2 separate regions of the Homo sapiens genome follow, and region 2 is linked to region 1. Evidence: read pairs that join two places in POLR2A ChIA-PET (ENCODE). Cell type or tissue: PC-9. All regions are shown on one strand. Each heading gives the region's core, and the rest is flanking DNA. Links, peaks and the distances in the headings are about the cores only. Region 1 overlaps SPINT2 (serine peptidase inhibitor, Kunitz type 2). Region 2 overlaps RYR1 (ryanodine receptor 1).

Evidence for each region. ChIA-PET counts read pairs that join two places held together with the same protein. Peaks named below come from ENCODE experiments on the same cell type or tissue, not always from the same donor. Only the 100,000 strongest peaks of a DNase experiment are listed, where the experiment ranks them.
Region 2: POLR2A ChIA-PET joins it to region 1 with 24 read pairs; 2 of 35 experiments call an interaction of 5 or more read pairs at or near these places.

What each region holds. Positions count from the first base shown.
Region 1 is chr19:38,269,774-38,286,534 of GRCh38, reverse strand. It overlaps SPINT2 (serine peptidase inhibitor, Kunitz type 2), which reads right to left. Exons shown (of 7, transcript NM_021102.4): 2 at 2,738-2,908. Among named protein-coding and RNA genes, the nearest start is that of SPINT2, 14 kb to the right of the region's middle. In PC-9, for the core only: no CTCF peak of the experiment used is centred there; DNase peaks (open chromatin) are centred at 8,414 and 8,874; H3K4me3 peaks cover 1,418 bases; H3K27ac peaks cover 3,234 bases.
Region 2 is chr19:38,572,899-38,583,117 of GRCh38, reverse strand. RYR1 (ryanodine receptor 1) reads right to left here. Exons shown (of 106, transcript NM_000540.3): 96 at 9,811-9,941; 97 at 7,157-7,199; 98 at 5,070-5,200; 99 at 4,914-4,974; 100 at 2,990-3,136; 101 at 2,614-2,748. Among named protein-coding and RNA genes, the nearest start is that of MAP4K1-AS1, 18 kb to the left of the region's middle. RefSeq lists an enhancer at 3,066-3,567. In PC-9, for the core only: no CTCF peak of the experiment used is centred there; a DNase peak (open chromatin) is centred at 3,617.

The DNA of each region.
Region 1 (16,761 bases), core at 4,105-12,104:
TGCTGGATTACAGGCGTGAGCCGCCGCACCCGGCCCACATGATACATTTTACACAGCGCTTATCTCCCACACCTCGTCCAAGATGGAGGGAACCCTGGCTCCTCCGCATCCTCGGGCCTGGCCTAGCCTGATGCTATTAAACGGTCACCTTGCAAACCAGCTCCCCGCGTTCTGCCTCTCTCTTCATCAAGCAGTCTTCTGGCAACTGGACTAGAGACTTGCCTATGCGGACTAAAGGCGTGGGCCCGGGGACACGAGTGCCTGCTCCCCGGGGCGGTCCTGGTTCTCATGATGAATTAATACACTGGCAGTCTCATTCTCACTTGCCTTCCCACAGAGCCTGCCTGCCTGGGAGAGAATATGCCGGCAAAGGACCCCAGGCACTAGCAGCCCTGGCAGTGTTTAGCTCTTTACAGACTCACATGGGAGCGCCTCGAGAGACACACATTGCAGCCAGTCAGATGCCAATATGTGCTTTCTGGACCTGCAAGGCGGGGCCGGACTCTAGGGAGACAGCTAACCTGCCTGCTCCCAGGAACACACAGCCACTCATGTCCCCTGGCTATGTTCACTGTCTACTGCCTGAGTTCTCAACACTTCAGCTCCCTTCCTGAGGAGGTAACAAACAGCCAGGATGGACAGATACATTTGCTAAAGGCAACTCTTGACTGGGATAGCTCAGAAAAGGTAGCAAAAGATAGTTCTCCCAAGTCCTCCTTCATAATGAATCACAGCTGACGATAGAAATACAGTAACTGGGTCAACGGTGGCTCACAGAGACAACACCAAGTCATCAAAAAAACATGTTAGGGGGAGTGCCGCTGAAAATATTTTTATTTATTTTTTACTTAAAGGCCAGTGTAATTGTTTGTTTTTTCAGTTAAAGTGAAATGTTTAGCTGGGCACAGTGGCTCACGCCTGTAATCCTAGCACTTTGGGAGGCAGGCAGATTGCTTGAGCTCAAGCGTTTGAGACCAGCCTGGGTAACATGGTGAAACTCCATCTTCACCAAATACACAAAAATTAGCCAGGTGTGGAGGTGCACGCCTGTAGTCCCAGCTACTTGAGAGGCTGAGGCACGAGAATCACTTGAACCCAGGAGGTGGAGGTTGCAGTGAGCCAAGATCACATCACTGCACTCCAGCCTGGTAGGCGACTAAGCGAGAAAAAAAGAAAAAAGTGAAAATCTTTAACATAGGATTTGGATGGCCAAACCCTCGGGTCTCTGGAACACTCGGGATGGAGCAGCCCCAAAGGGCCAATGTCTCATCACCACCAGCTCTCAGGAAGTCCTTCTCACTCAGCTAAGAGCCAGGGCACGCTGCTGGGAGGTTTAGGTTTTAATTTAAACTGTGAGGTTATCAGGGTCAAAATTACCTTGATTCCACAGAACTCCTCGCAGGTGAGGGCCGCAAAGAGGATGGATTCCAGGACGTATGTTTGTTTTAACTTGATCGGTAACTTGGCTGGGTGAGCTATTCAAGTCACTTGTCCCACAATTAAAAATAACCCAAATAGCGGCCAGGTGCGGTGGCTTACACCTGTAATCCCAGCACTTTGCGAGGTTAAGGCAGGCAGATCACCTGAGGCCAGAAGTTCAAGACCAGCTTGGCCAACATAGCGAAACCCCATCTCTACTAAAAATACAAAAATTAGCCAGGCGTAGTGGTGGACACCTGGAATCCCAGCTACTCAGGAGGCTGAGGTTGCAGTGAACCGAGATTGCTCTACTGCACTCCAACTTGGGCGACAGAGCAAGACTCTGTCTCAAAATAAAATAAAATAACCCAAATACCCAGGGAACAAGAGGGGCAGCCCTGTCGGAGTGGATCAAAAAGCCTCTGCTCAAGAAGGCAAGGCTACTTCCTCTTTGGTCTGCTCTGAAACTTGCACTTAGTAAAGTGGGAGAAAGGAAGCTGGGTCACGCTGGCCCCAGCTCTGCCCTGTTGTTTTGCTCCCTTTCTGGGAAGAGGAGGAGTGAGGGTCTGCTGTGAAACCACTGTACGGCCACCAGGACATTCACACGGTGCCTGTTTCTTCTGCTTTTTAAAACGTCACCCAGATTCCACTGTCAAGAACTAATAAAGAGAGGAAAGTATCCACATTCCAGTTAATAAATTGTCTCTAAAGAGCAAAATCTGGCTGGGCACAGTGGCTCACGCCTGTAATCTCAGCCCTTTGGAAGGCCCAGGTGGGAGGATCACTTGAGGCCAAGAGTCCAAGACCAGCCTGGGTAACATAGGGAGACCCCCGCCTCTATAAAAAATTTCAAAATGAGCAAGGTGTGGTGGCATGTGCCTGTAGTCCCAACTACTCAGGAGGCTGAGGTGGGAGGTTCTGCTTGAGCCCAGGAGGTGGAGGCTGCAGTGAGACCCTGTCTAAAAAAAAAGCAGGGGCTGGGCGCAGTGGCTCATGCCTGTAATCCCAGCACTTTGGGAGGCTGAGGCAGGCAGATCACAAGATCAGGAGATCGAGACCATCCTGGCTAACAAGGTGAAACCATGTCTCTACTAAAAACACAAAAAATTAGTTGGGCGTGATGGTGGGTGCCCGTAGTCCCAGCTACTCAGGAGGCTGAAGCAGGAGAATGGCGTGAACCCGGGAGGCGGAGCTTGCAGTGAGCCAAGATCGCGCCACTGCACTCCAGCCTGGGCGACAGAGCAAGACTCCGTCTCAAAAAAAAAAAAAAAAAAAAAAAAAAGGAAAAAAACAAAAGCTCCAACTACTGCCATCTCACCTGTGACAGTGGCACATTTCTTGAGGCACTCCTCCTTGGTCAGGTAATTATTGCTGTTTCCGTCACAGCCCCCATACACAAACAGCTGGCAGGATCCGTCAGTGACATTGTACCACCACCTAGGCATGGAGGCCCGGCATCTGCCCACCACCTTCGACACCAGGCAGAAGTCTGAAACGCGAAGCACAACCCGGTTAGCTTGGCAGGGCAATCCTGGCAACAAAGGACACGCACAGACCTGTACATGGATCCCCCAGGAGAACCAGAGCCTTGAGTTCCAGCAGTTCCCCTGTGAGCTGTTTCCCAAGCCCAGATCGTCAACAGGCCCACTCAGTGCTTCCTTCCTTGTATAAACACATCACCCAACAATAAAGACAGCAACCCACCCACTGAACTGTATTTCAGTTGTGTGTTTTGTCCCCTGTCCCCATTATTGAAGACATGCACATCCAGTGTAGAAACATAACTTTATTTATTTATTTTGGAGAGAGAGTCTCACTCCATCGCCAGGCTGGAGTGTGGTGACTCGATCTCAGCTCACTGCAACCTCTGCCTCCCAGGTTCAAACGATTCTTTTGCCTCACCCTCCTAAGCAACTGGAACTACAGGCGTGCGCCACCATGCTGGGCTTTTTTTTTCTGAACTTTTAGTACAGATGGAGTTTCACCATGTTGCCCAGGAGGGTCTTCAACTCCTGAGATCAAGCAATCCGCCTGCCTCGGCCTCCCAAAGTGCTGGGATCACAGGCACGAGCCACTACGCCCAATGGAAACATGACTTAAAAAAAAAAAAACAAAACAAAACCTGACTCCAAGACCCTTCTGGATGCTGCCCCATCCCACAGGGCCAAGGGGAGCTTAGGGCTGAAAGGTCAGAGCCAGAGAAGTGAAGTTGGGAAGGAGAGGCGCTATCAGCACCCTCGGTAGTCCTCACACGTGCTTTTCCTGATCTTTCCTGTCCACTCTCTGCCCAGGCAGGCCACAGGACACTCAAATTACTGGAAGAGCCTCAGAAGGAAGCTTCTTAACTCGAGTGCCTGCAGCCCAGCCCATGGCTCCAAAGACAACACAGGTCCTACCCCTGCACCACGGCTTGTTACAGCTCCTATTTGGGCACACCAAGATGGGCCTGGGTTTCAAGGCACCCTCAAATCTGGCCCTACTTTAGTAAAAGGGAAACAAAAGCCAATGTTATAAAATTCCAGCCAGAAACACTTCTTGCAAAAGGTCGGTACGCTCTCTTGAAAGGGAGAGAGAAACAATTGCTAGAAGCAACACCTGCACCAAAATAAGCCTTTCCACTGGAAGGATTGAAGGCGACCTGAAAAGAAAACAGCCTGGCTGTGTGGCTCCATGTCTGCTCCTGTATCACGGTTATCACCCCTCCCTAACCCTGGCCTTCACCCACCTCTGCCTGCTCAGCACAAGGGCATTCCAACCTGCACAGGGCCTGGCACAGGATGCTTGATAAACATGTCTCCAATAAAAGCATCCCACAGCCAAACGCTTGCTTAGATGTTGTCATTGACTCCTCGCTAGTTGTTTTCATGTTTGTTAGGTTTGTTTCACCCACTAGGGATATATCTTCTGTTGTGTCTCCCCAAATATGTCACAGTGATGGGCATGAAACCAGATGTTCCACAGAACACTAATCAACGGACAAAAAAGGTTGCTACTCTGCAAAACAAACAAACACATACATGCCTCCAAGGAAATCCCACCCACACAATAGATCACAGGTAAGTAGCACAGCAGAAAAAGCATCTTCTGAAGCAGGAAATTCCCTATCATTTGAAAAAAGCTAACCATGAAAAGTCACCCGTTAGAGGGTACCTTATCTAGACACTTCATATGAATGAAAGTGTACAGTATGTCCATAAAAGGCAAATCAATAGACACAGGAAGTAGATGAGTGGCTGCTTGGTACTGGGGGTGGGAATGGGGAGTGATGGGTAAAAGGATCTTTAGGGGATGATGAAAATGTTCTAAAATTGGATTGTGGCAATAGCTGCACAGCTCTGTAGAAGGTGCTAAAATCCTTGGATGATATACTTAAAACGAGTGATTTTATGATAATTTTTTTTTTTTTGAGACAGAGTTTCACTCTTGTTGCCCAGGCTGGAGTGCAGAGGCGTGATCTCCGCTAACTGCAACCTCCACCTCCCAGGTTCAAGCTGTTCTCCTGCCTCAGCCTCCCAAGTAGCTGGGATTACAGGCATGCACCACCACACCTGGCTAATTTTGTATTTTTAGTAGAGATGGGGTGTCACCATGTTGGCCAGGCTGGTCTCGAACTTCTGACCTCAGGTGATCCGCCCATCTCAGCCTCCCAAAGTGTTGGGATTACAGGTATGAGCCACCGCGCCCGGCCTATATAATTGTTTTTGAGATAGGGTCTTCCTCTGTCACCTAAGCTGGAGTGCAGTGGCAGGACCATGGCTCACTGAAGCCTTGCCTCCTAGGCTCAAGTGATCCTCCCACCTCAGCCTCCTGAGTAGCTGGGACTACAAGCAGAAAAAAAATTTTTTTTTTAAATAGGGGCACCTTTTGTCCATTACACATCAACCAAAACCAGCTGGCTGTACACCTGGAACAGGTACAATATGCCAAAGGTCACAAAACACATAATCAACAAGGTCCAGAGAAAACAGCAGGAGGAGGTCCTCTGGTGTGTGACTCTGCCCACCCCAACGCTGGGAGCAACACTGCCACCAACAAGACGAGATGAAGAGGACCCACGTGGGACCCAATTACAATCCAAAGCTGAAAACAGCATCAAGGCAAGAGCACCCAACAGCTACAGAGGCGCCAGCAGCCTCTCCGCCGCCCTGCCACAGTGAGCCCTGGCAGCCCCTCTGGCTGCTTTGTGTCTTAGCTTCCTAAGCAGTGTCAGACACAGCCTTTTTCCACAATAAACTTCAGGGGAATATTGTACACCTTAAATGGGTGAATCATATGGCATGTGAATTACATCTCAAAACAAAAACCAATAACCTGAGGGAGGGCCCAACAACACCCGGCGCCCAGGCAGGAACCACCCGACACCACACCTGAGAATGAAGCAGGGTGACCCACAGTATCATGGCAGGAATTCGGTAACTTCGTAAGTAAGGGTGCCAGGTACACGTGGCATGTGCCTGAGGGTGTGTAGGAGAAAAAATGCCTATTGAGGGATGGATGGCAGTTACCTTGGTGAATTCAACCCTGCCTAGAACCTGGCCAACATCTTTATAGGCCCAGACATGCACTCTTGCCAGTGCCCTCGTGCTGAGGAGACACAGGAGCACTGGCCTCAGCTAACAGCGCACGGGATGATACATGAGACCACAGCAGCAGGTGATGAATTTACAGTGAGAACATCACTGTATTCTGTCAAGCAGGTTGCATGCTGATGTGAATCAGCAAAACACCTTGGAAAGCAAGCATCAATGGAACACGATGCTTGAAGTCAGAATAAAGTTAGTTTACTGTATGATTCCTAAGAACATTCTCACCAACAGAATCTGTCAGGCAGGCCAAATGCTCACAGTAGCGGCTGAGGACAGCTCTTCCGGAGCACGGTCACGATCTGTCCCTGAGACGCTTCCTTTCTGGGGTGCTGCTGTGAGCCAGTGCCTCTTCTAGCTTGGATGCTTTCTGTTGACGTGCTGGGGGCTTCATGACAAGTCTTGCGAGCCTGGGAAGCCATTCTGTGTCTAGACAGCTGCTTACATCTGCTCTAAATATCACTGACTTAGTAGTTTAAGTTTCAGAAAGCAGCCTTATTTTCAGGTTCCTTCGGTAAAGTAGGAAGGAAAGGTAGAACTTCACTGTTGTCCCAGGAGAATTTAGAAACATGTCTTTATGGTCAGGCATGGTGGCTCACGCCTGTAATCCCAGCACTTTGGGAGGGTGAGGTGGGCGGATCACCTGAGGTCAGGAGTTCGAGACCAGCCTGGCCAACATGGCGAAACCCCATCTCTACTAAAAATACAAAAATTAGCTGGGCATGGTGGTGGGCACCTGTAGTCCCAGCTACTCAGGAAGCTGAGGCAGGAGAATCACTTGAGCCCGCAAGGCGGAGGTTGCAGTGAGCCAAGATCTTGCCATCGCACTCCAGCCTGGGCGACAGAGCAACGCTCAGTCTCAAACAAACAAAAAAGAAAAAGAAAAAGTCTCTTTATTAAGAGAAAACTTGGACTAAAAACATGTCTGAAAGACAGATGTTGGTAGTTGTTGAAGCTGTGTGATGGTGCATGGGGGTTTACAAAATGTGTCACTGCTTTGTATATACTTGAAAATTATTATAATAATTTTTTTTTAAGATGGAGTTTTGCTCTTGTTGCCCAGGCTGGAATGCAATGGTGCGATCTCGGCTCACTGCAACCTCCACCTCCCAGGTTCAAGTGATTCTCCTGCCTCAGCCTCCTGAGTAGCTGGGATTATAGGACTGCGCCATCACACCAGCTAATTTCGTATTTTTAGGAGAGACGCGGTTTCTCAATGTTGGTGAGGCTGGTCTCGAACTCCTGACCTCAGGTGATCCACCTGCCTCGGGTTCCCAAAGTGCTGGGTTTACAGGCACGAGCCACCGCACCTGGCCAAAAAAAAAATTTTTTTTTTTTTTACTCAAATTTCATTTGAGTAAAAGAGTTCTAAGTAGCAGATTAATTGGCTGAAGTTAGGTCCAAATAAGACTAAATTTAACCATGTCCTTACTATGTTAAGACACACATCTTTTTGTGAGTATGGAAGGAAGCTCCTCGTTGAAGACAAATCGTCTCATCTTGTCACATGCTTTCACTAACTGAATTGTTTTTAAGCATCTATGATGTAAACTTTACTCTCAGGCCTGAGAGAACTGAAGTCATGAAAAGGGATTTTGTTTGCTCATTTGTTTTAATGGAGGCAGTGTTCCTTCAGGAAACACAGGCCATATAGTATTCACTTCCACCACAAATAACAACAGTGCATTTTCTCATTCACTGTTCTGCAAAAACCTTGTATTTATTTATTTTGAGACTCAGTCTTACTCTGTCACCCAGGCTGGAGTACAGTGGCATGATCACAGCTCACTGCAGCCTCGACCTCCTGAGCTCAAGCAATCCTTCCATCTCAGCCTCCTGAGTAGCTGGAACTACAGGCACCCACCACCACGCCTGGCTAACTTTAATTTTTTGTAAAGATGGGGTTCTCACCATGTTGCCCAGGCTGGTCTCAAGTGATCCTGCTGCCTCCGCCTCTGAAAGTGCTGGGATCATAGGCATGAGCCACAGCACCTGGCTGCATTACTTATTGCCTTCGCCAAGCATGATGCCTGGCATATCATGTGCCCTACCTCTAATGGTCACAATAAAACTGTGAATCACGTAATAATATCTCCGCTTTACAAACGAGAATGCTGAGACTTGAGGTGGTTAAAGTGAGGCAGCCAGCAGTGCCAGGATGAGTTCCCTGTGGTCTGATGAGAGCCCAGGCACTAACACGACCCTTCAGACTGATGGGAAGAAAAAGCCACTGCATCAACAGGCAGCAGGAAAACAGAACTGAGGTTGCCTAAAAGCCAAAACATTCCTCAGGGTCTTTATCACAATCTGAGGGCTCACAAAGGCCAGGCCCTCTGCCAGGCCTCTGTTTTCAGTCACACTCAATGACAGGGTCACGGACACCAACATACCAAAGGAAACGGCCAGGGCTGGGGGGGAAATGGGCTGGACACATTTTTAGAAAGTTATTCCTTAATGAGGAATTCTATTATTATGAAATGACAAAATGCTATGTTGGTCTTAGAATAGTATTGGGAAGCAATCATGAAAAATATGACTCAAGTGCTATTTTGTATGCTCACAAATGGTAGGGCAAAATTAAGTACATTCTGTATGTTTTCAAAACGGAGACGGACCAACAGGAAAATGCTGAAAGGAACCAAATTTGGATGAACTCATAAGCTTCAGAATATCTAAGCAAAAGTAGAATTCCTGCCTTTAGGGAAGAGTAACTTTCTTTTGGAAAAGCATCAGAAATGGCAAAAGTCACACATTATCCGAAATATGAACCTCACTTACAAAATCCTCGCAGGCATTCTGAATGTCAGCTATTGCAAAATTGCAAAGCAAACTGGTCTTTGAATGTGTTGGAAAACAAGTTTCTCTGGTTCTGAAGTCACTAGAGCTTTAACCAAGACAATCAGCCGGTGACTAAGACAACAATCTACAGTCTGCTGGATAGATCTGCTGTCACCTTCTAAGAAGGACATTATAGAATTCTGAGGGGTCCCAAGTACTACCAATCTAATCTAATTTTATAGGCTTAGCAAGATAGTACTGGGCCAGTGGCTCACATCTGTAATCCCAGCACTTTGGGAGGCTGAGACGAGCAAATTGCTTGAGCTCAAAAATACAAAAAAAATGAGCCGGGTGTGGTGGTGTGCACCTGCAGTCCCAGCTACTTGAGAGGCTAAGGTAGGAGGATCACCTGTACCGGGAGGCAGAGGATGCAGTGAGCTGAGATTGCGCCACTGCACTCAGGCCTGGGTGACAGAGACCTCATCTCAAAAACAAAAAAACAAAAAAACAAAACAGATGAGATAGTACCTAATCATTTTCCAAAAATGCATAATTGCAGCTGTGTCTACTTTGCAAAGTAAGAACTTTAATGAAATATTTCAAATATGCTGATGAGTACAGAAAATACCCCATGTCTGGTATATCCACATCTCAGTGTCATCAAATTCTAACATTCTCAAGGACTAAAACATAGAGTAGGCCTGCTGGGCAGATCACCTGGGGTTAGGAGTTCGAGACCAGCCTGGCCAATATGGTGAAACCCCATCTCTACTGAAAAATACAAAAATTAGCCGGGTGTGGTAGCACGTGCCTGTAGTCTCAGCTCCTCGGGAGGCTGAGGCAGGAGAATCGCTTGAACCCAAGAGGTGGAGGTTGCAGTGAGCCGAGATCACGCCACTGCACTCCAGCCTGGGCAACAAAGCGAGACTTTGTTCTCCAAAAATAAATTAATAAATAAAACATATGGATAGAGCAGAAACCCTTTGCATACCCCTCATTCAATCACATTTGCTCTGCCTCTTCCAAATTAACCCCCTACCACCTTGAACTTGGTGTCTTATTTCATTCATGTTTTTATATCCATTAAAATAAGCTTTGTTTGTTTGTTTTTTTGAGATGGAGTCTCGCTCTGTCGCCCAGGCTGGAGTGCAGTGGTGCGATCTTGGCTCACTGAAAGCTCCGCCTCCTGGGTTCACGCCATTCCCCTGCCTCAGCCTCCCGAGTAGCTGGGACTACAGGCGCCCGCCACCACACGCGGCTGATTTTTGTATTTTTAGTAGAGACAGGGTTTCACCATGTTAGCCACAGTGGTTTCGATCTCCTGACCTTGTAAGTCCACCCGCCTCGGCCTCCCGAAGTGCTGGGATTACAGGCGTGAGCCACCACGCCTGGCCCCAAAACAAGCTTATTTTTAAAACAAGCAAAAATAACTCCTAGGGTTCTAGTTATTGACAGACTCCCATGAGTGCTATGAGCTGAGGCACAAGAGCTTCTTGCCTCACCACGTGCAGGACAGGAAAGCCCAAAGCCACTCCTGAAATGCTTCTCCTCCTCCTCCTCCCACCCATCTGTTTTTTCTAGAACAAGGGTCTGCAAATGTTTTCTATAAGGGGCCAAATACTGAATACAAGCAGCAATTGGCCTGCCCGTCAGTGTGTGATCACACAAAGCAATCTCATAATCAGTGGGAAAAATGATACTGCTCAATGACATTTAAAAATTTTTGTCAGCTGGGCGTGGTGGCTCACACCTGTAATCCCAGCACTTTGGGAGGCCGAGGCAGGTGGATCACTTGAGGTCAGGAGTTCGAGACCAGCCTGACCAATATGGAGAAACCCCGTCTGTACTAAAAATACAAAATTAGCCGGGCGTGGTGGTGCATGCCTGTAATCCCAGCTATTCTGGAGGCTGAGGCAGGAGAATCGTTTGAACCCAGGAGGCACAGGTTGCAGTGAGCTGATCCATTGCACTCCAGCCTGGGCAACAAGAGTGAAACTTCATCTCTCAAAAAAAAAAAAAAATTTTTTTGTCAAGCTGGGCATGGTGGCTCATACCTATAATCCCAGCACTTTGGGAGGCCGAGGCAGGAGGATCATTTGAGGTCACGAGTTCAAGACCAGCCTGGGCAACATAGTGAGACCCTGTCTCTACAAAAAATAAAAAAATTTTTTTGGCCAGATACAGTGGCTCACACCTGTGGTCAGGATTTCAAGACCACCCTGGCTATCATGGCGAAACCCCATCTCTACTAAAAATATAAAACTTAGCCCGGCACAGTGGCGCGCGCCTGTAGTCCCAGCTACTCGGGAGGCTGAGGCGGGACAATCACTTGAACTCAGGAGGCGGAGGTTGCAGTGAGCTGAGATCGCACCACTGCACTCTAGCCTGGGCGACAGAGCAAGACCCTGTGTCAAAAAAATAAGGAAAGAAAAACTCTATTGGCTATAAATGCACAGAGTAACAAAACAAAACAAAACAAACAAACAGAAAGAATGTTTATTTAGCATACTGTAAGTTAAAACATTGGAAACATTTAGGATTAAAGTGTTAATTTCTGTGCAAAAGAATTTCTAAGGGGAGTTTGAACCGTGCTTGTGGTCTTCTCACCATATAACTTACGATACAGAGCAAGCATCATTTCTACACCTTTTCCAGCAATTGCCAAACACTTTTCTAGATCTGGATCAGCTTTCAACGTTTTATCCTTTGCTCTTTCAATGTCACAAAATTGCTCGCAGAGCTGCTTCACAGAAGAGGCTCTGCCAGTGTTGCTTCCTCTGGGCCACCATCCAGAAAGTCACAACTGCCGCCCTCATTTCCGTGGACAAGAAGCCTTCACAAGCTCCCTGGCTGCAGATCCAGAGTCTCTCCAGTGGCAGAGGGAAGTGCAACACCTCCCGTAAGCTGGTCTACCTCTCCATTTTATGTTTTTTTTTTTTTTTAAGACAGTCTCACTCTGTCGTCCAGGCTGGAATGCAATAGTGCGATCTAGGCTCACTGCAACCTCTGCCTCCCGGGTTCAAGTCATCTCCTGCCTCAGCCTCCTGAGTAGCTAGGACTCCAGGAGTGTACTACCACACCTGGCTACTTTGTGTATTTTCAGTAGATAGGGTTTTGCTGTGCTGGCCAGGCTGGCCTCAAACTCCTAACCTCAAGTGATCTGCCTACCTCGGCCTCCCAAAGTGCTGGGATTACAGGCGTGAGCCACCTTAGCGAAAAACACTGCAGAACACCTTTCCTAAAAACAACTAACATCACTAAAAACAAGTCTCCTCTTTTCATTAAAAACACTTGGAATTCTAAGGATAGTAGCCAAGGAGAAGTTATTTGCTATAAAAATCCCCAGACATGCCACTCCTTAGTATCAAAAAGCAAAGAAAGCTCTGAAGAGTCATTTAATCCAAGAGTTTCAAAGAACTCCATCTCAAAAAAAAAGAAAGAAAAAACATTGTTGTGAAGATTAAAGGAGTTTTTAATCCATTATAATTGCTTAAAATAGTATTTAGCACACAGCTTTCTTTTTTTTTTTGAGACAGGGACTTGCCCTGTCACCCAGGCTGGAGTACAGTGGTACAATCTTGGCTCACAGTAGCCTTGACCTGTGCTCAGTGACCCACCCACCTCAGCCTCCAAGTAGCTGGGACTATAGGCGTGTGCCACCATACCCGGTTAATTTTTGCATTTTTTGTAGAAACGAGGTTTCACCATGTTGCCCAGACTAGTATTGAAGTCCTGGGCTCAAATGATCCACCCGCCTCGGCCTCCTGAAGTGCTGGGATTACAGGCGTGAGCCACCGCACCTGGCCTAGCACAAAACTTTTAACAAATAGTAGATATTGTATCTTTACGATTGTATTTTTTATGAAGACAGGACTAATATAGGGACAGTCAGAATAAAGAGAATGACACATTTCACTACAGAGTCCAACCAAGCATGCTGACGGAGAGGATAAGGAGGAAGAGGATATACAGGGAAGGCCAAAAGTACAACCTCAAGCCAAACCAATGATGTCTTATCTTCACCTGGAGGAAGACAATGGCAAACCACCACACGGGTCAAAGTCCTGCATGGCTACAAGATCAGGATATGCTGGGCTGGGAGGCAGAAAGCCAGAGGGAGGGACTGGTGGAAAAAACAAATACCAAAACAAATGAAGCAACACAAACCCTCCATGCTTTCCACACCTACTTGCACTTGCACTTCAAGCATCTTTTCACCAGGGAATGAATGAGAGCATCTTAAAAAGAGGTACTGAGGCCGGGCACAGTGGCTCATGCCTGTAAGCCCAGCACTCTGGGAGGCCGAGGCAGATCACCTGAAGTCAGGAGTTCAAGAAAACAGGTACTGAATGACAGGAGGTACTGAAGCCTATTTCAATTCTACCAAGCCAGATTCCAAAGGTGACATTTACTGTGTAATCAGCCTTATTTTAAGATGATCTATAAATCTACCTACTTTGGTTAGCTGGCTAGGTTCTATATATTTGAGTGTTTCTGTTTCCAGTACAGAAAGCTACCAACTACCCATCTCCTCTAGGCTTGGGTGTCTGGAAGTTTTCATTATTGAGACAATTCAGAACCTTTCAAAAAAAAACCTCAGGTATTTATGAGGAAAGAACATTTACAATTACAAATCCTACTTAAGTTATGAGGCTCATAAAATCTTGGTGTTTCAGATATAAAATCTTGGTATTTTCTATATAAAATATTTAGATATAAAAGTTTACATTTCAGGCCGGGCACGGTGGCTCACGCCTGTAACCCCAGCACTCTGGGAGGCTGAGGCAGGTGGATCACCTGAGGTCAGGAGTTCAACACCAGCCTGGCCAACATGGTGAAACCCCGTCTCTACTAAAAATACAAAAAAATGAGCCGGGCGTGGTGGTGCATGCTTGTAATCCCAGTTACTCAGGAGGCTGAGGCAGGAGAATCGCTTGAACCCAGAAGGTGGAGGTTGCAGTGAGCCGAGATCGCACCACTGCACTCCAGAGTCTGGGCGACAGAGACTCCATATCAAAAAATAAAAAATTTACATTTCATAACCTATCAGCACAATGCAACTCATCACTACTCATGCCTACCATCACTCCATATTCCACTCTGAAACAAGACTATTAAGTCTACCCTCGCCTCAATCCATAACAAGAACCCGAGCAGTCCATCTGAATAGCTGGGAAGGAAACAATAGTTTCAAATCTTCTAAGAAACTGTCTGCTGTTAATTCGCATTCAGCCATTCTTTACCTTGTGCAAATCATGGACCATTTTCAGAACTGAGGAAAGCTCTTGGACCCTCTCTCTGGAATGGTGTTTCTCAACCTTTTTTCATTACTACCTTCCCCCTAAGACTTTTTGGAAATGTTTTTCCTAATCGCCCCACAAAATTTTAACACCACAGACATACTATATATCTATTCATGTAGAGCGGCCCTTCAAAAGGTCACAAACTATTATAGTATCTTTTTGTTCCCCCACCCCTTTAAGAACATGCCATACACTCTAAATGACAGACCCTGGCATACACATGGACAAACTATCACATATAAAATTGTTTTGAGATGGGGTCTCGCTCTGTCGCCCAGGCTGGAGTGCAATGGTGCGATCTCGGCTCACTGCAACCTCCACTTCCTGGGCTCAAGCAATTCTCCCACCTCAGCCTCCCACATAGCTGGGACTACAGGCTGACTAGTTTTTTGTATTTTTTGTTTCACCATGTTGAAACTCCTCAGTCAAGCAATCCACCTGCCTCAGCCCCCCAAAGTGCTGGGATTACAAGCGTGAGCCATTGTGCCCAGCAGTATCACATAAAAGTGAAGGACTTCAGATTAAGGGACTTCTGAGGCCATGGACCCTGGGCCCAGTCAGGAATCACCCTGAGCTCCATCTCCAACACGTGTGAGTAAAACAACATGTGAATTCTTGCCCTCTTTTTTTTCTGAGATGGAGTCTCACTCTGTCTCCCAGGCTGGACTGCAGTGGCGTGATCTCGGCTCACTGCAACCTCCACCCTCCGAGTTCAAGCGATTCTCCTGCCTCAGCCTCCAGGCGCCTGCCACTGCACCCGGCTAATTTTTTTTTGTATTTTTAGTAGAGATGGGGTTTCAACATCTTGGCCAGGCTGGTCTTGAACTCCTGATCTCGTGATCCACCCACCTCGGCCTCCCAAAGTGCTGGGATTACAGGCATGAGCCACTGTACCCGGCCAAACATGTGGTGGTCTCTTGTAAGTGGCTCCTCTCACTTAGCATAACATTTTTTTTTTTTTTGAGAGAGTCTTGCTCTGTTGCCCAGGCTGGAGTGCAGTGGCATGATCTCAGCTCACTGCAAGCTCCACTTCCTGGGTTCACGCCATTCTCCTGCCTTAGCCTCCCAGATAGCTGGGACTATAGGCGCCCGCCACCACGCGAGGCTAATTTTTTTGTATTTTTAGTAGAAACGGGTTTTCACCGTGTTAGCCAGGATGGTCTCGATCTCCTGATCTCGTGACCCGCCTGCCTCGGCCTCCCAAAGTGCTGGGGTTACAGGCATGAGCCACCGCGCCCGGCCTCGCCCTCATTTCTAAAATGGCTTCTAATCATAAAAAGCATATTTCAAATAAACTTCAAAATAAGTAAACTCTAGCTCCTACTTCACCTGCCAAGGAAAATAAAACAACAAAAAAAGGTAAATAAACTCCAAAGTTCCTGGGCCTCAGCATCAACATCAGCACTTCTTTACAGGGAGTTTTCAAAAAGATGTTGCCAGAAAAAAACCATGAAATGACACTTGTGAGGAGGATCTTGCAGGACATCGGAATCCACACTCTAATGTCCACATTAGTCATGGCCGGTGGGCCAAGGCCTCCTGGGGCTAATGGAGTCATTTCAGTGTGACTCCTGCTGGGCTCTCTCCCGCCTCACATGAGCCACAGGCTTATCACCCCTTATTCAGCCTCCCCTGTAGCCTCCAGACATGGCAAACAGAAGCTCTGCATGCATTCTGCAAATGGCTGGGGATGGGTAAAATGAGAAACAGGGTGGGGAGCAGGGTGAAAGAGGAGAAGTGTGATTTCTCCATTGCAGGCTGAGCTCTCAAATACTGACTGGGCAAAGCAATGTTTCCAGTGGAAAGGGGCCAGTCTCCCGCGGTGACCTGAAGGCAAGGCCCTCAACCTTCTTTAGGAACTGCAACCATTTGAACCTCAGAAGCCCCCATTTTCAGTGCTAAGCACACCAACCCTGACACTCATCACCAGACATACATTCATCTGTTCATTTATTGTACTGTCTTCCTCTCATTATGACACGTCTGCCACGGATGGGGGAGGGGGTCTATTTTGTTCAGTGCTCTAATTTGAGTGAGTCAGTGCCTGGCAATTGGTGGGTGCTCAATAAACATTTGCTGACTATATCAGTGAATAAGATTTCGAACTACCCTGGAACCAAACTGCCTTGCCTGCAAGTAGGACAAGCACTCCTTCTATGGAGGATAAGAATAATGTGAGAAGCTGTTTTAGAGAATTCCCAGCTGATCGCCAACACCAGCTTTACTTTAGCTCTTCTGTCATCTTATCTCTGACCACCAGGGTCACGACTATCCATGGGGGTGAGGAGGAAAGTAAAGAAAGGGTGGCAACTAATAACACGTCTGTGGAGTCTGCTGGAAAGCTTACAGCAGTTAAGGTTCTACAGACACTATAATTAACCTGAGAGGTCCATGCATTTCGAAAATCCCTTGGAAGTGCAGGAGAGGGCTGGGCCACGTGGCTCGAGCCTGTAATCCCAGCACTTTGAGAGGCTGAGGTGGGCAGATCACCTGAGGTCGGGAGTTCGAGACCAGCCTGGCCCACATGTTGAAATCCCATCTCAGGCCGGGCGCGGTGGCTCACGCCTGTAATCCCAGCACTTTGGGAGGCCGAGGCGGGCAGATCACAAGGTCAGGAGATCAAGACCATCCTGGCTAACACGGTGAAACCCCGTCTCTACTAAAAATACAAAAAATTA
Region 2 (10,219 bases), core at 81-8,080, 300 kb before region 1:
ACCACGTTGGCCAGACTGGTCTCAAACTCTTGACCTCAGATGATCCACCTGCCTTGGCCTCCCAAAATGCTGGGATTAAAAGCGTGAGCCACAGCGCCCGGCATACACTTGTTCTTTCCGTGTCCCCAGGATGTGAGAGAACACAGTCATCCTAGAGTAAAAACTAAGATAAGTGACTATAATGAGAACGAGGCTGTGGGCAGCGAGGCCGTGTCTGGAAGAGCCTCAGATGTCAGGTTGAGGAGCTGGACTTTGTCCTGAGAGCAGGGAGGAACCCACGGAGCCAGACTGCAGGACATCTTTGGAGATAAACCCCAGAAATGATTCTTTTAATTGTGGATTGTGGCCTGTGTCTCTAGTAAGTTCGCATCAATTTGGGTTATGATCACCATTATTAGAATAGAAGAGAAAATATAAATGTGCATTGAACGCTGGGTATACCTTGGGTGAAACTTTTTTTTAAACTTGACACAGAGTCTCAATGTGTTACCCAGGCTGGAGTGCAGTGGCGCAGTCATAGCACACTGCAACCTCAAACTCCTAAGCTCAAGCAATCCTCTTGCCTCAGCCTCCCACAGTGTTGGGATTACAGGCGTGAGTCACTGCGCCCGGCCTGGGTGAAACTTTTAATTGTGGATAATGATGATAGAAGCTAACATCTATATAATCCTGAGGATGTGCCAGGCACTAGTCTAAGTCTTTTTTTTTTTCCTTTTTTTTGAGACGGAGTTTCACTCTCGTTGCCTAGGCTGGAGTGCAGTGGCGCAATCTCGGCTCATGGCAACCTCCACCTCCCGGGTTCAAGTGATTCTCCTGTCTCAGCCTCCCGAGTAGCTGGGATTACAGGCATGCGCCACCATGCCCAGCTAATTTTGTATTTTTAGTAGATATGGGGTTTCTCCATGTTGGTCAGGCCGGTCTCAAACTCCCAACCTCAGGTAATCTGCCCCCCTCAGCCCCCCAAAGTGCTGGGATTACAGGCATGAGCCACCGTGCAAGGCAATGGTCTAAGTCTTTTAAGTCTTCGATAGCCAGGGAGCACCTATTAGTCCTAAAAGCAACTACTATTACACACTCATTTTACAGGTGAGGCCCCCAGGGCATAGGGAGGAGGTTGAGTAGCCTGCCCCAAAATCACACGGCTCATAAGTGGCAGGGGCACGCTCCCTGAGTACCTTTCCAATAATAATAGTTTGAAAAGCTCAAATAAGGCCGGGTGCAGTTGCTCACATCTGTAATCCCAGCACTTTGGGAGGCCGAGGTGGGTGGATCATTTGAGGTCAGGAGTTCGAGACAAGCCTGGCCAACATTGTGAGACCCCCCCACCTCCATCTCTACTAAAAATACAAAAATCAGCTGGGTGTGGTAGTGTGCGCCTGTAATCCCAGCTACTCAGGAGGCTAACGCAGGAGAATCACTTGAACCTGAGAGACAGAGGTTGCAGTAAGCTGAGGTCATGTCACTGCACTCCAGCCTGGGTGACAGAACGAGACTCTGTCTCAGGAACAACAACAACAAAAAACCTCAGCTCAAATAATATTGAAACAATGGCGAAGAGGTGTGGAGCACTCATATGCCTGGCACTGTTCAAAGTATCTGACATGGCCAGGTGCGGCGGCTCACACCTGTAATCCCAGCACTTTGGGAGGCCGAGGTGGGCAGATCACGACGGCACAGGCAGAGATGGAGACCATCCTGGCCAACATGGTGAAACTCCGTCTCTACTAAGAATACAAAAATTGGCCGGGCGCAGTGGCTCATGCCTGTAATCCCAGCACTTTGGGAGGCCCAGGCGGGCGGATCACCAGGTCAGGAGATCGAGACCATCCTGGCTAACATGGTGAAACCCCGGCTCTACTAAAAATACAAAAAATTTGCCAGGCGTGGTGGCGGGCGCCTGTTGTCCCAGCTACTCGGGAGGCAGAGGCAGGAGAATGGCATGAACCCGGGAGGCGGAGCTTGCAGTGAGCTGAGATCACGCCACTGCACTCCAGCCTGGGCCAGACTCTGTCTCAAAAAAAAAAGAAAGAAAGAAAATTAAGAATACAAAAAGTATCTGGGTGTGGTGGCATGCGCCTGTAGTCCCAGCTACTTGGGAGGCTGAGGCAGGAGAATCACTTGAACCCAGGAAGCGGAGGTTGCAGTGAGCTGAGATTGCGCCACTGCACTCTAGCCTGGCAACACAGTGAGACTCCATCTCAAAAAAAAAAAAAAAAAATGTGCCTGGCATGCATCAGCTTGCCAAACTGTAGGTACTATTTTCATTTTTTAGAGATAGGGTCTCTGTCTGTCTGCCAGGATGGAGTGTAGTGGCCCATTCGTAGCTCACTAAAGCCTCAAACTGCTGGGACCAAGTGATCCTCTTGCCTTAGCCTCCAGGCACACAACACAACACCCAGCTAACGTTTAAATTTTTTTTTATAGAGACAGGATTTTTGCTTTGTTGCCCAGGCTGGTTTCCAACTCCTGGACTCAAGTAATCGTCCCGCCTCGGCCTCCCGACGCACTGGGATTGCAGGCTGGAGGCACCACGCCCGGCCTGGAGGTACCATTATTAACTCCTTCAACAGATGCGAGAAGGAAGGGTCCCAGAGTGCTAGGGGAGGGGCTCACCGTCATCATGTCATCACACTTCATGTCAGGTTCATCCTCATCCTCGCTCTTGTTGTAGAACTTGCGGAAGAAGTTGAAGGCCACCACGGTGTACAGGTAGACGACCACCGCCAGAAGGCCCACGGTCATCACCAGCTGGGGGCAGGATGGGGCCAGGTCAGCTCCGCCCTGGGCTTGCCCTCCCCCCACCCTGCCCATGCTGGGTCCTGGCCCCGGTTCAGTCCCTGTGGCTCTACCTTGCTGCCCCACACACCCCCGGCTCAGCGCACCTGGCCTTGCCCCTCCTCAGCCCAGCTGCCCGGCCCTTATCCCTTCACCACCCACTGCCACGCTGGTCCCTGCTGGCCCACGCCCCACAGCCAGGTCCTCCCCACACCTGTTTCCCATTGTGGGTGACAGAGGACAGGATGGTGCGCAGCGTCTTGACCCCCATGGCGATGTCCAGGAGATGGGCAGCAAAGAAGAAGTTGTTGTAGTGTCCCAAGAGGGACATCACCATATACCAGCCCAGGTACAGGAAGGACTGTGGGCACACAGGGCCAGGGGTCAGGGGGAAGGCAGGGACACACGAGGAGCACTCTGGAGGGTAGGGGCCACTCGAGAGTCAGCTGTGCCCTGGGGGTCGGGTGCCAGCTCTGTTTGGGGAGTACATGGAGGATCAGGGCATTCCGGGTGAGAAGGCATCCTGCGGGGAGATGAGAGCCCCCTCCAGAAGGAAATAATCTGGCAATCTAAGGGCACACTGAGGGAGCCAAAGGATGTTCTGGGCCGGGTGTGGTGGCTCATGCCTGTATCCCCAGTGCTTTGGGGGGCTGAGGCAGGAGCATCACTTGAGGTCAGGAGTTGAAGACCAGTCTGGGCAACATAGCGAGACTCCATCATCTCTTCCTCTGTCTTTTTTTTTTTTTTTTTTTGAGATGGAGTTTCACACTTGTCACCCAGGCTGGAATGCTATGGCGCAATCTCAGCTCACTGCAACCTCCGCCTCTCAGGTTCAAGTGAAGGAGGCTAAGCCTGCCAAGTAGCTGAGACCACAGGTGTGGGTAACCACACCCAGCTAATTTTTTTTTTTTTTTTTTTGAGATGGAGTCTTAGTCTGTTGCCCAGGCTGGAGTGCAGTGTTGCAATCTCAGCTCACTGCAACCTCCGCCTCCCGGGTTCAAGCGATTCTCCTGCCTTAGCCTCCAAAGTAGCTGGGACCACAGGCGTGGGTCACCACACCCAGCTAATTTTTGTATTTTTAGTAGAGATGGGTTTCACCATGATGGCCAGGCTGGTCTCTAACTCCTGGCCTCAAGTGATCCACCCACCTCGGCCTCCCAACCCAAAGTGCTGGGATTACAGGCCTGAGCCACCGCACCTGGCCACTCTCTGTTTTTTGTTAGAGACAGGGTCTCGCTCTGTTATCCACGCTGGAGTGCAGTGGTGCACATGCAGCTCACTGAAACCTCTGCCTCCTGGGCTCAAGCCATCCTCCCACCGCAGCTTGTTGAGTGGCTGGGACTACAGGTGTGCACCACCACGCCTGGCTAATTTTTGTATTGTTTGTAGAGACAGGGTTTCACCGTCTCTACAAAAGTTGCCCAAGCTGGTCTTAAACGTTTGAGCTCAAGCAAACCTCTGCCTCCGCCTCCCAAAGTGCTGGGATTATAGGCCTGAGCCACTGTGCCTGTCTGCCTGGCTAATTTTTTGTGTTTTTGTTGTTGTTGTTGTTGAGATGGATTCTCATTCTGTCGCCCAGGCTGGAGTGCAGTGGTGCGATCTTGGCTCACTGCAGCCTCCACCTCCTGGATTCAAGCCATTCTCCTGCCTCAGCCTCCTGAGTAGCTGGGATTACAGGCACCTGCTGCCATGCCCAGTGCCAGGTTTGTCTTGAACTCCTGACCTCAAGTGATCTGCCTGCCTCGGCCTCCCAAAGTGCTGGGACTACAGGCGTAAGCCAGCACGCCCAGCCCCAGCTAATTTTTAAATTTTCTGTAGAGAGAGGATCTCACTATATTGCCCAGGCTGGTCTCAAACTCTGGGCTCCAGTGATCCACCAGCCTTGGCTTCTCAAAGTGTTGGGAGTACAGGCGTGAGCCACCACACCCAATCCCAGCTATTTAAAAAAAAATAGTAATAATAATACTAATAAGATGTCTAGGGGGATAAGGAGCCTTGTGTGGATAAGAAGATACCCTAGGGTCACAGCCACTCAGGGTCCCAGGAGTCATTCTTTGGTCAGGAACACCCGACGTTGGGAACCCTCCTAACGCCCCACCCCTGCAGAGTCCCTCCCCAGTCTGTGGGCCCCTGCTCACGTTGTCTGTGAAGATGACCCCGAACTTCCAGATCTGGTACTTGACATCGATGGACATGAGCCTGTGGGGGCGGGGGTGGGGAGAGATGCTTGAGTGTCAGACTCCAGTCACCTCCCCTGCATGCCCCAGGCCTGTGCAGGGGTGTCCTGGGCTCACCAGGTCAGCAGCCCTGGCGGCGGGTTGGGCTTGCGCTCATTGTGGGCTGTGATCTCTAGTGTGGCCAGGTCCATGCCCAGTAGCTCAGCAATCCGCTCCCGCCCGTAGATGTCCCCATGTTTGTCCAGGACCTGCACAAGAGAGCATCAGGCTGTGTAGACACAGCTGGAGTGTGGGTGTGTGTCGTGGCCTGCAAGGGGGTTCTGGGGACACTCCAAACTCTGAGTGAGAAATGGGAGGTGCATTTTTTTTTTTGAGACAGTCTCCCTCTGTCACCCAGGCTGGAGGGCAGTGGCGCCATCTCTGCTCACTGCAACCTGTGCCTCCCGGGTTCAAGCGATTCTCCTGCCTCAGCCACCTGAGTAGCTGGGATTACAGGCATGCACCACCATGCCCGGCTAATTTTGTATTTTTAGTAGGGACGGGGTTTCTCTGTGTTGGTCAGGCTGGTCTTGAACTCCTAACCTCAAGTGATCTGCCCTCCTTGGCCTCCCAAAGTGCTGGGATTACAGGCGTGAGCCACCGTGCCCAGCCCACTTTGTTTTTTTCTACAGCATTTATCACCACTGACATACTGTACTTGGGTTCATCATCTATCTTTCCAACTTGAAGGTCAGAATCACTGTTTTGTTTAACACGGGATCCCAGGTTTCTAAAACTGTTCCTGGCACATAATAGGTGCTCCGTAAATATGAGTGAACGAATTATAGTAACAGCCAACATATCTAGTGTTCTCCTATATGCCAGATACTGCTCATGTAGTACATAATACAACAACCCTGTAGGGTTGGCCGTATTATTACCCCACTTTGAGTATGAGGTACAGAAAGGTCAATAAGCCAGAAATAGAAAGGCAGGCAATCGGCTGGGCGCGGTGGCTCGTGCCTGTAATCCCAGCACTTTGGGAGGCCGAGGCGGGTGGATCACCTGAGGTCAGGAGTTCGAGATCAGCCTGGCCCACATGGCGAAACCCCGTCTCTACTAAAAATACAAAAATTAGCCAGACGTGGTGGTGGGTGCCTGTAATCCCAGCTACTCGGGAGGCTGAGGCAGGAGAATCGCTTGAACCCGGGAGGTGGAGGTTGCAGTGAGCTGAGATTGTGCCACTGCACTCCAGACTGGGTAACAGAGCGAGACTCCGTCTCAAAGAAAAAAACAAAAGAAAAGCAGGCAATCTGGTTCCAGAGTGTGTGTGCTTAAGACATATTGCTAACTTCCTCTCTTTCAACTAGTATTTCTCTCTTTTTTTGAGACGGAGTCTCGCTCTGTCACCCAGGCTGGAATGCAATGGCGCGATCTCGGCTCACTGCAGCCTCTGCCGCCCGGGTTCAAGTGATTCTCCTGCCTCAGTCTCTCAAGTAGCTGGGATTACAGGTGCCCAGCTAATTTTTGTGTTTTTAGTAGAGATGCAGTTTTGCCATGTTGTCCAGGCTGGTCTCAAACTCCTGACCTCAAGTGATCTGCCCACCTCGGCCTCCCAAAGTGCTGGGATTACAGGCGTGTGCCACTGCTCCTGGCCTCAACCAGTATTTCTTGAGTATTCACTCTGTGCCAGGCACTATGCTATGCTTTCTTATTTTTTGTTATTATTATTTTTTTTGAGATGAGGTCTCACTCTTTCACCCAGGCTGTAGTGCAGTGGTGCAATCTTGGCTCACTGCAACTTCTGCCTCCCAGGTTAAGCGATCCTCCCACCTCAGCCTCCTGAGTAGCTGGGACTACAGGCATGCGGTACCGTGCTAATTTTTTGTATTTTTGGTAGAGACGGCATTTTGCCATGTTGCCCAGGCTGCTGTGAAATTCCTGAGCTCAAGTGTTACATCCATCTCAGCCTCCCAAAGTTCTGGGATTACAGGCGTGAGCCACCACGCTTGGCCTTGATGCTCTGCTCTTTCCATGTGCCCATTCAAGAAAGGGAAGCAAGCTTACTATGCCCATCTCCCCATGGGGAAACTGAGGTGCTACTCAGAAAGGCAAAAAAACCTCTTGCCCAAGGTCACACACCAAGCAAGTGCTTGGCAGGCCTGTGATGGCCTGGTGGCAGGCAGGGACCCAATCCAGGACCCAGGGCATCCATGTCCTCTCACCTTGCGCTTGACAAACTTGTCCCAGTAGTTGCTAGGGAAAGACCTGCAGAGAGAGAGAGAGAAAGCGTGAGTATAAGATGTTAGGGCCAGAGGGATCAGAGCTGTCAGCCACGACAGGGTTGGCTGAAACTCCACTGTTTTTCTTTTTCCTTTTTTTTTGAGATGGAGTCTCACTCTGTTGCCCAGGCTGGAGTGCAGTGGTGTGATATCTGCTCACTGCAAACTTTGCCTCCCAGGTTCAAGCGATTCTCCTGCCTCAGCCTCCTGAGTAGCTGGGATTACAGGCGCCCACCACCACGCCCGGCTAATTTTCGTATTTTTAGTAGAGACGAGGTTTTGCCATGTTGGCCAGGCTGTTCTTGAACTTCTGACCTCAGGTGATGCCCCCACCCGCCTTGGCCTCCCAAAGTGCTGGGATTACAGGCGCCCACCACCACGCCCGGCTAATTTTTGTATTTTTAGTAGAGACAGGGTTTTGCCATGTTGGCCAGGCTGGTCTCAAACTTCTGACCTCAGGTGATCCCCCCTCCCGCCTTGGCCTCCCAAAGTGCTGGGATTACAGGCGTGAGCCACCTGCGCCTGGCTCCACTGCTTTTCTTGTAGGAACCTTGAACAGTGGGGACCCCACTGCCATCTTTGCTAGACCCCAAATGAGGCAGAGAATTTGCATTCAGAGCCAGATGTGCAAAAAAGACCTCAGAATGGCACTCTGATAAAGAGGCTCTGGCGTGGTGATGGGTGGGGAGGAGTCCAAAACAGCAGCCTAACTCAGCACCAACTCCAGTGCAACTGCCTGCTTCCTCATACTGGTTGATTTCATTTAATTTCATGATTCTGGCCCTTTATTCACCAGTTTTCCAAGTGACAAATTGATGCCCTAACATCCTCAAATATGGCCAACGAGTTTTTTTTTTTTTTTTTTGAGACGGAGTCTCGCTCTGTCGCCCAGGCTGGAGTGCAGTGGTGCCATCTGGGCTCACTGCAAGCTCCGCCTCCTCGGTTCACGCCATTCTTCTGCCTCAGCCTCCCGAGTAGCTGTGACTACAGGCACCCACTGCCACGCCCAGCTAATTTTTTTGTATTTTTAGTAGAGACAGGGTTTCACCATGTTAGCCAGGATGGTCTGGATCTCCTGACCTCGTGATCCGCCTGCCTCGGCCTCCCAAAGTGCTAGGATTGATTACAGATGTGAGCCACTGTGCCCAGCCACGAGTTTTGTTTTTTGAGAGGGTGGAGCGATGATTGATTATGAATTCACGGATTTGCAATTATTTGAAGTGCTTTGATTCATTGCACTTCCAATTCCTACTTGTTTTTTTTTTGGCCCCCAGACATAGGGTCTTGCTCTGTCACTCAGGCTGAAGGACAGTGGCATAATCATAGCTCACTGCAGCCTAGAACTCCTGGGCTCACGCCATCCTCCAGCCTCAGCCTCCCAAACAGCTAAGACTACAGGCATGCGCTAGCCAGGCTAGCATGTCTGGCTAACTTTTTAGTTTTTTTTTTCTAAAGATATAGGTCTCTCTATGTTGTCCAGGCTGGTCTTGAACTCCTGGGCACAAGGGATCCTCCTGCCTCAGCCTCCCAAAGTGCTGAGATTACAGGCGTGAGCCACTGAGTGCGGCCCCTAGGGCCCCTAATGATTTCTTTTCTTTCTTTTTTTTTTTTCCTTTCTTTTTCTTTTCCTTTTTTTTTTTTTTTTCAGATGGAGTCTCGCTCTGTTGCCCAGGCTGGAGTGCAGAGGCACAATCTCGGCTCACTGCAACCTCCACCTCGCAGGTTTAAGTGATTCTCATGCCTCAGCCTCCGGAGTAGCTAGGACCACAGGCACCCACCACCATGCCTACTTTTTGTATTTTTAGTAGAGACTAATTTTTGTATTTTTAGTAGAGATGGGGTTTCACCATGTTGGCTAGGCTGGTCTCGAACTCCTGACCTCAAGTGATCTGCCACCTTGGCCTCCCAAGTGTTGGGATTACAGGCATGAGCCATCGTGCCTGGCCATGTTTTTTTATTTTGCACTCATTGCACCTGAGTAAGAATCACACCTGGAGACAGGGTTTAAAACACGGGTTCCTGGGCTCACACCCCAGAGTCACTGAACAGGAACCTCCAGGCCTCAAGTCTAGGAATCTCTGTGTGCCAACCTCACCCACACAGATGCTGTAATGCATGGGAAATGTGCCTCTTTTATGGAAAGAAAGAGTAAGACTTGGGGAGAATGAGGCAGGGCCTGCAGGGACTGAAACCCTAGGTTTTTTTTTTTTTGTCTGGGGGGAAGGGGGTGGAATTTCACTCTTGTTGCCCAGGCTGGAGTGTAATGGTGCGATCTCGGCTCACTGCATCCTCCACATCCCAGGTTCAAGTGATTCTTCTGATTCAGCCTTCCCAGTAGCTGGGATTACAGGCGCCCGCCACCACGCCCAGCTAATTTTTGTACTTTTAGTAGAGACGGGATTTCACCATGTTGTCCAGGCTGGTCTCAAACTCCTGACCTCGTGATCCGCCCGCCTTAGCCTCCCAAAGTGCCGGGATTACAGGTGTGAGCCACCGTGCCCGGACCGAAACCCTAGTTTTTTGGGGTCCAGGCCTGGACTGGGTGGAAACCCAGGTCCCCTCCTGCTGCCACCCTGAGGTGGGGGCTGGGTCCTTACGGCGTGTTGAGCACCAGTCGGTCCCACTGCCCCTTCACGTCATCGTCCTCAGGCTGCTCCGTGATGTACAGGCCATCAAACTCCAGCTTCCGGGCCAGCTCCTTCTCCCGCTTAAAGATTACCAGGGGCACCTGGATAGTGGGAGGAGGCCAAAGGTGGGCGTCAGGCACCTTGGCTGGACCATAGTCTCAGCAGAAGCCATGACATCTTGCTGGGGTCTGTGTGTGACCCCACATCAGAAGTGCTTTCCCAGTGATAAGGGTAGAAATGAGGCCCAGGCAGAGGGCTTAGGGCTGGGATGTGGGGAACATGGGCAGAGGGGTCAGGGCAGGGATGGGGGAGGCACAGGCAGGGGGGTCAGGGCTGGAATGTGGTGCATAGATAGAGGGGTCAGGGCCGGGATAGGGGG